2 separate regions of the Homo sapiens genome follow, and region 2 is linked to region 1. The links are chromatin loops, found by intact Hi-C in ENCODE. Cell type or tissue: endothelial cell of umbilical vein. All regions are shown on one strand. Each heading gives the region's core, and the rest is flanking DNA. Links, peaks and the distances in the headings are about the cores only.

What was found. Hi-C counts contacts between places; a loop is a spot of excess contacts. Peaks named below come from ENCODE experiments on the same cell type or tissue, not always from the same donor. Only the 100,000 strongest peaks of a DNase experiment are listed, where the experiment ranks them.
Region 2: it touches region 1 in a loop (10-fold over the local background); 1 of 110 quality-filtered maps calls a loop at or near these places.

Annotation. Positions count from the first base shown.
Region 1 is chr1:175,596,573-175,599,490 of GRCh38, forward strand. The region is part of intron 1 of TNR (tenascin R); the gene reads right to left. Among named protein-coding and RNA genes, the nearest start is that of TNR, 150 kb to the right of the region's middle. In endothelial cell of umbilical vein, for the core only: no CTCF peak of the experiment used is centred there; a DNase peak (open chromatin) is centred at 1,609; H3K27ac peaks cover 2,176 bases.
Region 2 is chr1:175,362,080-175,364,997 of GRCh38, forward strand. TNR (tenascin R) reads right to left here. Exons shown (of 23, transcript NM_003285.3): 13 at 1,629-1,748; 14 at 584-730. Among named protein-coding and RNA genes, the nearest start is that of KIAA0040, 170 kb to the left of the region's middle. RefSeq lists an enhancer at 2,823-2,872. In endothelial cell of umbilical vein, for the core only: no CTCF peak of the experiment used is centred there; no DNase peak of the experiment used is centred there; H3K27ac peaks cover 555 bases.

The DNA of each region.
Region 1 (2,918 bases), core at 244-2,743:
TAACAAACCTCATTTTCCAGTGTGGGAAAAAAAATCATTGAAATAATTTCTCTAGAAAGAAACAAATTCATTATATGGAAAAATCAGCCTCCGTTCAGCAACACTTGAATGGTGGCTTCAAACATTAGAAACTTGCCAAACCAATTTTCTCCTCTCAGATTTAACACTGCTCCATTTATCTCAGTGGGGACTAAAGACCAGCTAAATTTGAAGTCATAAAGCTCAGCCTTTTTGAATGATTTTGGTCAAAACAGCTTTTTTGTAAGCAGACAAAGTGTGCTTATTTAATGTTCTTCCTTCTCAAAAGGGACTAAAGAGAAATTTCTAAAATTTTCCCAAAACATTTCACCTCTGAGCTGATTATAAAGGTGGAGAGTTTCAGCTGGAAAAGGGGTGCATATTTCAGGGTTATCAGCTCTCAGAAATAGAAGATTATAATGGAATCAGGGCTCCTTCCCACTTGCTTTTAACTACAGTTAATGCTTCTGTAATCATTATAATAATGATGTTTTGCATTTATATAGCACTATTCATTCTTCTTAGGAGCTCAGAATGCTTTGCAAACATTATCTCATTAAATCCTCTTGACATCCCTGCGAGGCAGGTGATGACAAGAGAGATTGTCCCTGAGGTACAAGGCTCTCTCAGGGGCCAGCACAGTGGTGAGATGAGCTGCCCATAATCCCAGACCAAGTCCCCACAGGGCTGGAAATAGAGCACTGGTCTGCAGGATGCTTGACAGAACCTCACGTGAGGAACAGCATCTCCTAGGGAATGTGAGAAGTGACTTTGTTCCCCACATGTCCTGGCACAGCTTCCAGAGGCTCATGTAATAGGAAACAATGCCTGGGTCCTCCCATCTGGAAACTGCTTTTGGATACTGTGGATAGAGGGAGCATTCAGTGAATATTGCTGAATGCATGAATGCTAGTTTAGTCTCAAGATTTCCAGCTGCACTTGGTTGTGCTAAAAGTTCAAATTGTACCCAAGAGCTGAATTTTCAGAGGCCTTCCTTTACTTTTCAGACACTGGGGCTTGTCTATACCTGCTGATGGTTTTAGATGGAGGAAGAGGCCTATTGGTTTGGAATATTCTGGTAAAAACCTTGCTGAGGGGTGTATTGGAAATGTGGGGGCATGGGGGCCCTAGTTAGCTGGACCAGTCATGTAAATTAGCATTGATCCATTCACCTCCAAGCATTTGGCCAGGCCCAAAAGAAAAACAGATGGCAGTTAGGGAAGAATGAATTTTAATAAAAATGGAAACTACTGACTTTTCTGCAGTAACATTATTCCTCTAGGCTCATTTCCATTGTTCTCTGTCATCACTAGAGAACAGAGAAGGGTTAGTGAAAATTGAACAGACCTCTGCACCAGCTAGGGTCTTTAAATCCAGCTTCTCAAGAAGTTCACAAGAAATCAGATAATCTTAGATTATCTTTCCTGGACCTCACCTTTATCATCAACAAATAATTCTTTCAGGCCACTACACACAGGGCATGTTCCTGAGGATGCCGAGAACAATATAAGGCAGTAAGGCAAGGGACCGTCCTTGCATTAGTCAAACAGGATGTGTACTCAAGAACAACAGTAACAGTCTCCAGAAATCAGTGTATGAACTTCCCTCAGGAAGTAAAGATCACCATGCAAATGCGAGGTGTTTTCCCACCGGTGATTCAACTGTAGACCTCATTTAGTCCAATTCTCTATTTCAGTTAAGTTTAACGATTATTTTTAGAGCATTTACCAAAACTAAAGGCCATACAGGTTAAATGACTTGATCAAGATCACTTCATTAGTTATATCATTGAAAACATAATAACAAATCAACTCACCAAGATTAGAGGTGCTATTTTCCATGGGACACAAACAAAAGGAATATTAAATGCTGCAGGAATTCAGGCAATACAGTTATAGTTTTCAGCAAGCATGTTTTAGTTACCAAAGCCTTGGACGTGGGCATGAATACATGCTTATGGAATGTACAGTATGCTGTATAAACAGAAGGCATGCGTGAAATGGCATGGTGACTGTGAGAATCCAAATTCTAAAAGGTTATGAGTGTCTAGAACTGGAGAACCAAATGAATAGAGGTACATTTAGGAGAAGTATGCACTCTGCAGTTAGTTTCTAGAAGGACAGAATATGGGTCACATCTGACCCTGCTCCAGAGACTTTAGTCAAGTGTTGTGGGAAGGCACTCAAAGAGCCAAGGTCTAGGTAAGACTCCATTAGGTCAGGCACCCAGCCGCTCAGTGGCATGTAAATCACTCTGCCACTCTAGAATCTCAAGTTCCCCAAGTCTTCACATTTTCTGGAATGCTCTAATGAATCTGTAAGCTCCATGAGGGCAGAAATCCAACGTGTGCAGGAACCCCTCCCTCTTTGTTGAGCAGAGAGGAGATGCGTCCTTAAATCGAATGCACTCTTAGGTGGCTCCGGCTCTCCAGGAGCTAAAGGGCTTCCCCAAGGTCACACGTTCAGTGACGGAGAGGCAGGGTGGAGCTGCGGTCTCCAGACTCCATTCCAGCCTCTATGGGCCCCGGGTTGCGGGGGGTCACCAATTTGCAGAGCTGAGGGAGAAGAGAGGAGGGAGGAAGGAGAGCAGGAGGGAGGGGAAGCTGTCCCCAGCTGCCAGATGGGAAGTGTCAGCTTGGCCTTGGCCACCTCGGGTCACCGCTCCTCCCTTTCAGGCGCCCGGGTTTGCCCACCGCGAAGAGCAGTGGCGGAGACATCGCAGCAACGCTAACGGGGCAGACCGCATAGGGGCCCTGAGAGGCACACACGCGCCTTCTGCTCACACCTCAGGCAGTCGGAGGGGCCCGGCGGAGCTGTGTTCGTGTTGTCATGGCGACGGAAGCAGACCATTAGAGCATTACGAGGAAATGAGAAGACTTGGGGTCTTGCGATCGCCGCCGA
Region 2 (2,918 bases), core at 186-2,685, 230 kb before region 1:
CTGTCAGAGACATGAGCTACACGGTGCCCCTGCAGGCAGCCCAGGATGCACACGGAGCCACATCACCTTCACTGCTTTGGTCCCGGGTGAGGGAGTTATGGCCACTTTGGTGCCTTCTTTCTCCCTGGAGCACAAAGCAAGAGCAAAGGCACCTTCTTGGTGGTTTCTGGCTATATCTGATGATGAATTTCATGACCCCATTCCATTACTGGAATAACAACCCTTTTCTTCTCGAGGTGAAATTTTCTCATCTGAGTCTTTTACAAAATCAGATGAATGATTCAGATATCTGTTTTAGAATTCACTTCCATTATATGTCTGAAAGGGCACTGTTTATGTTGGAAGTTCCATGAAAATTCCTAACCTAAACCAGCAAGACTTCTAGAGGGTGACTCTCTAAACGTTTAGTATTAGGGAGGAATATTGGGGGAGAGAAATTGCAAATTGCCCTGCAAGACACAGTGAGTTGGAGGAGCACCCCGAAATGGAGCCTTAGCCTCCAGAACCTTTCTACAAGCCCGAACAACTTCACCCAGATCTTCAGCCAGGGTTCTGACTTGACACAGCAGGGAGACATTCCCACCTGTGTGCACAAGAGTACAGATGCGCTCGCTTTCCTCCCTGCCCCGCACGCTGTTGAGGCTGATTTCGTATTCGGTAGCTGGGTTCAGTCTGGTGATGGTGAATTCTGTCACAGTGTTGGGCACCACTGAGCTGTCTAGTCGTCCCACTGGAGAAGAGAAGAATCTACAGTTAAAATTCAGCAGCCCTTTCATCCAAGCAGCCCATGGTACAGTCTATGTCAATAAAGCACAGATGGGTGTGGGACTCCGCACTCAGTGGGGAGGGATGATACATGGTTCATGGGCTGGGAATGTTGGAGTGTGAAGAGGCTTTGCACACTGGTCTCACTCCTTCATTTTATGGGCTCCTTGGAGCAAAGAAAAATGACCTACCTATTAAGTGGTTTTCTAACAAGCTGGTCTTCTCTAAGACAATGACATTAAGGCAGTGTAGAGGGCACCGATGCAAGGAGCAGTCCCCACAGTCCAGAGACAGTGTAGTCTGGAATGCTGTCCTGTGTCCTCACTGGAAGTGAGTGTGCCCTCCACTTCCTTAAAAATGCCACATGTACCAGCAAGAACTGGCAGGATGCAGGTGAGGTCTGGGCCAGTTTCCTCTGACTCATAACTTGTCTGGAGTGGCTGAAATGGGACCACATCACTGTGCTTCCCTCCAAGGCTCCATCTGGCTTTGCTGGGTCTTTAGCCATCCCTCTGGATCCTAGTCTTGAACTTCATTCTTGTAGGAATATTCATGTGACCCAAGCTCTTGGCAGATTCTTTTGGGGCTCTTTTTTTCTCAAGACACTGCCTAGATAATGGTGATCAGTTACCTCTGCTAGTGAAGGGCCTGCTCTCTGGGTGAATGTAATCAAGCCTTTCTCAAGAGGCATTGGTGAGTGTGGGGTTTCTTGGCTGCTCACCAGCCCACTCTCATTCTGATGCAGCATGCCACAGAGAAGAGGAAAAACGCAGGCAGGAGTGGATGTTCTGCGGGATATGCTAGTTCTCCCATAATCTTCACCCAAATCCTAGTATCTTTGAGAAATCAAATCACTTTGTTACCTTGGGTGGGTCGATATGATACTCGGTAGTAATCGAAAGATGCAACAGGAGGGCTCCAGGAGACCATCACTGAGTCCTTGGTCACATTGCTAATTGTGATGTCTTTTGGGGGATCAATTCCTACAAGGACCCAGTGATTGTGGGAAAAAGACAGAAAGCACAGTGTGAAAAAGAAATTCTCATCCCTGGTTTTATGTTGACCAAAAGCCAATGTTGTCCCAAAGGCAGACAAGATCTTTCCATGTAATAGGGTATCTTAAAACCATGGTCACGCTGATGTTTCACTTGAAACCTTGTAGGTATGACCAAAGCTATGTTCATGGAGAATATTTTAACAACATGAAGACAAGCTGGCAAGCTCTGTACCTGTTACCTATCTGCAAGCCAACTAGGAACTTTTTTTTTAAGTTCATATGTTTTGTTTTGAATTGGGAGAAACATAGGCATTTTCTCTGAGGTAATTTTTTAAGATAAACCAAATTTTGCCTGTATCTCTTATTCTTTAGCAGCCACCTTTGGTTTCAGTTTTGAAAAACTGCCTATTGACTATACAGGGATTTCAGAGCACAAGTCCAGAACAAATCCATTTTCCTAAATTGTATTTCATTTATGCTATGGGCTTTTTTTTTTTTTTACTGCTAGGGGATCACAGAGTTGATCAGCTAAGTGTTTAATCTACTTGTCCAGTTTGTGAGTTCTTGTTAGTAAGGAGGAAACTACCCAAACATACATATCTTCACCCACATGTACCTCATATTTGAAACTGTGTTTGGGAATAATGAGCTGGGACTGATCCAATTCATCTCTGAGTGCCTGTGTTTTCTAAGCAACATCCAAATCAACCCCATTCTCTGAGTGCCAGGTCACTACCTGATTGCATGCTAGTCCCATGTGAGACTAAGGAAGCATTATTGTACGAGTGAACTTTCTGGGCAGTTAAGAGATGGTTCTTCAGAATAGGAACAGGTGTCTCTTCACTGTAGAGGGATTCCTCTTGGAGACTAGCTTTCTCCAGTGCTTTTCTTCTAAGCTGGTAGTGGGAGGTCTTTTGGACAAATGCATTCAAGCTTTGACCTCCTCAAGACATTGACTTTGTCCCACCTTCCAAGTGGGAGTTTCTTATCTAATGCATCTTCTGCAGCACTGGAGGAAGTAGCTGTTTCAGAACAGGTCACAGACTTTCTCTAGCCATAGAGGAAATCCCCTACTCCTTGGGTCTTTCTCTTTTAAAATTTCATTGATTTGTCAAAGGCTACTGTGAAAACCCCTTTCATCACCTGCTGCCAAGTC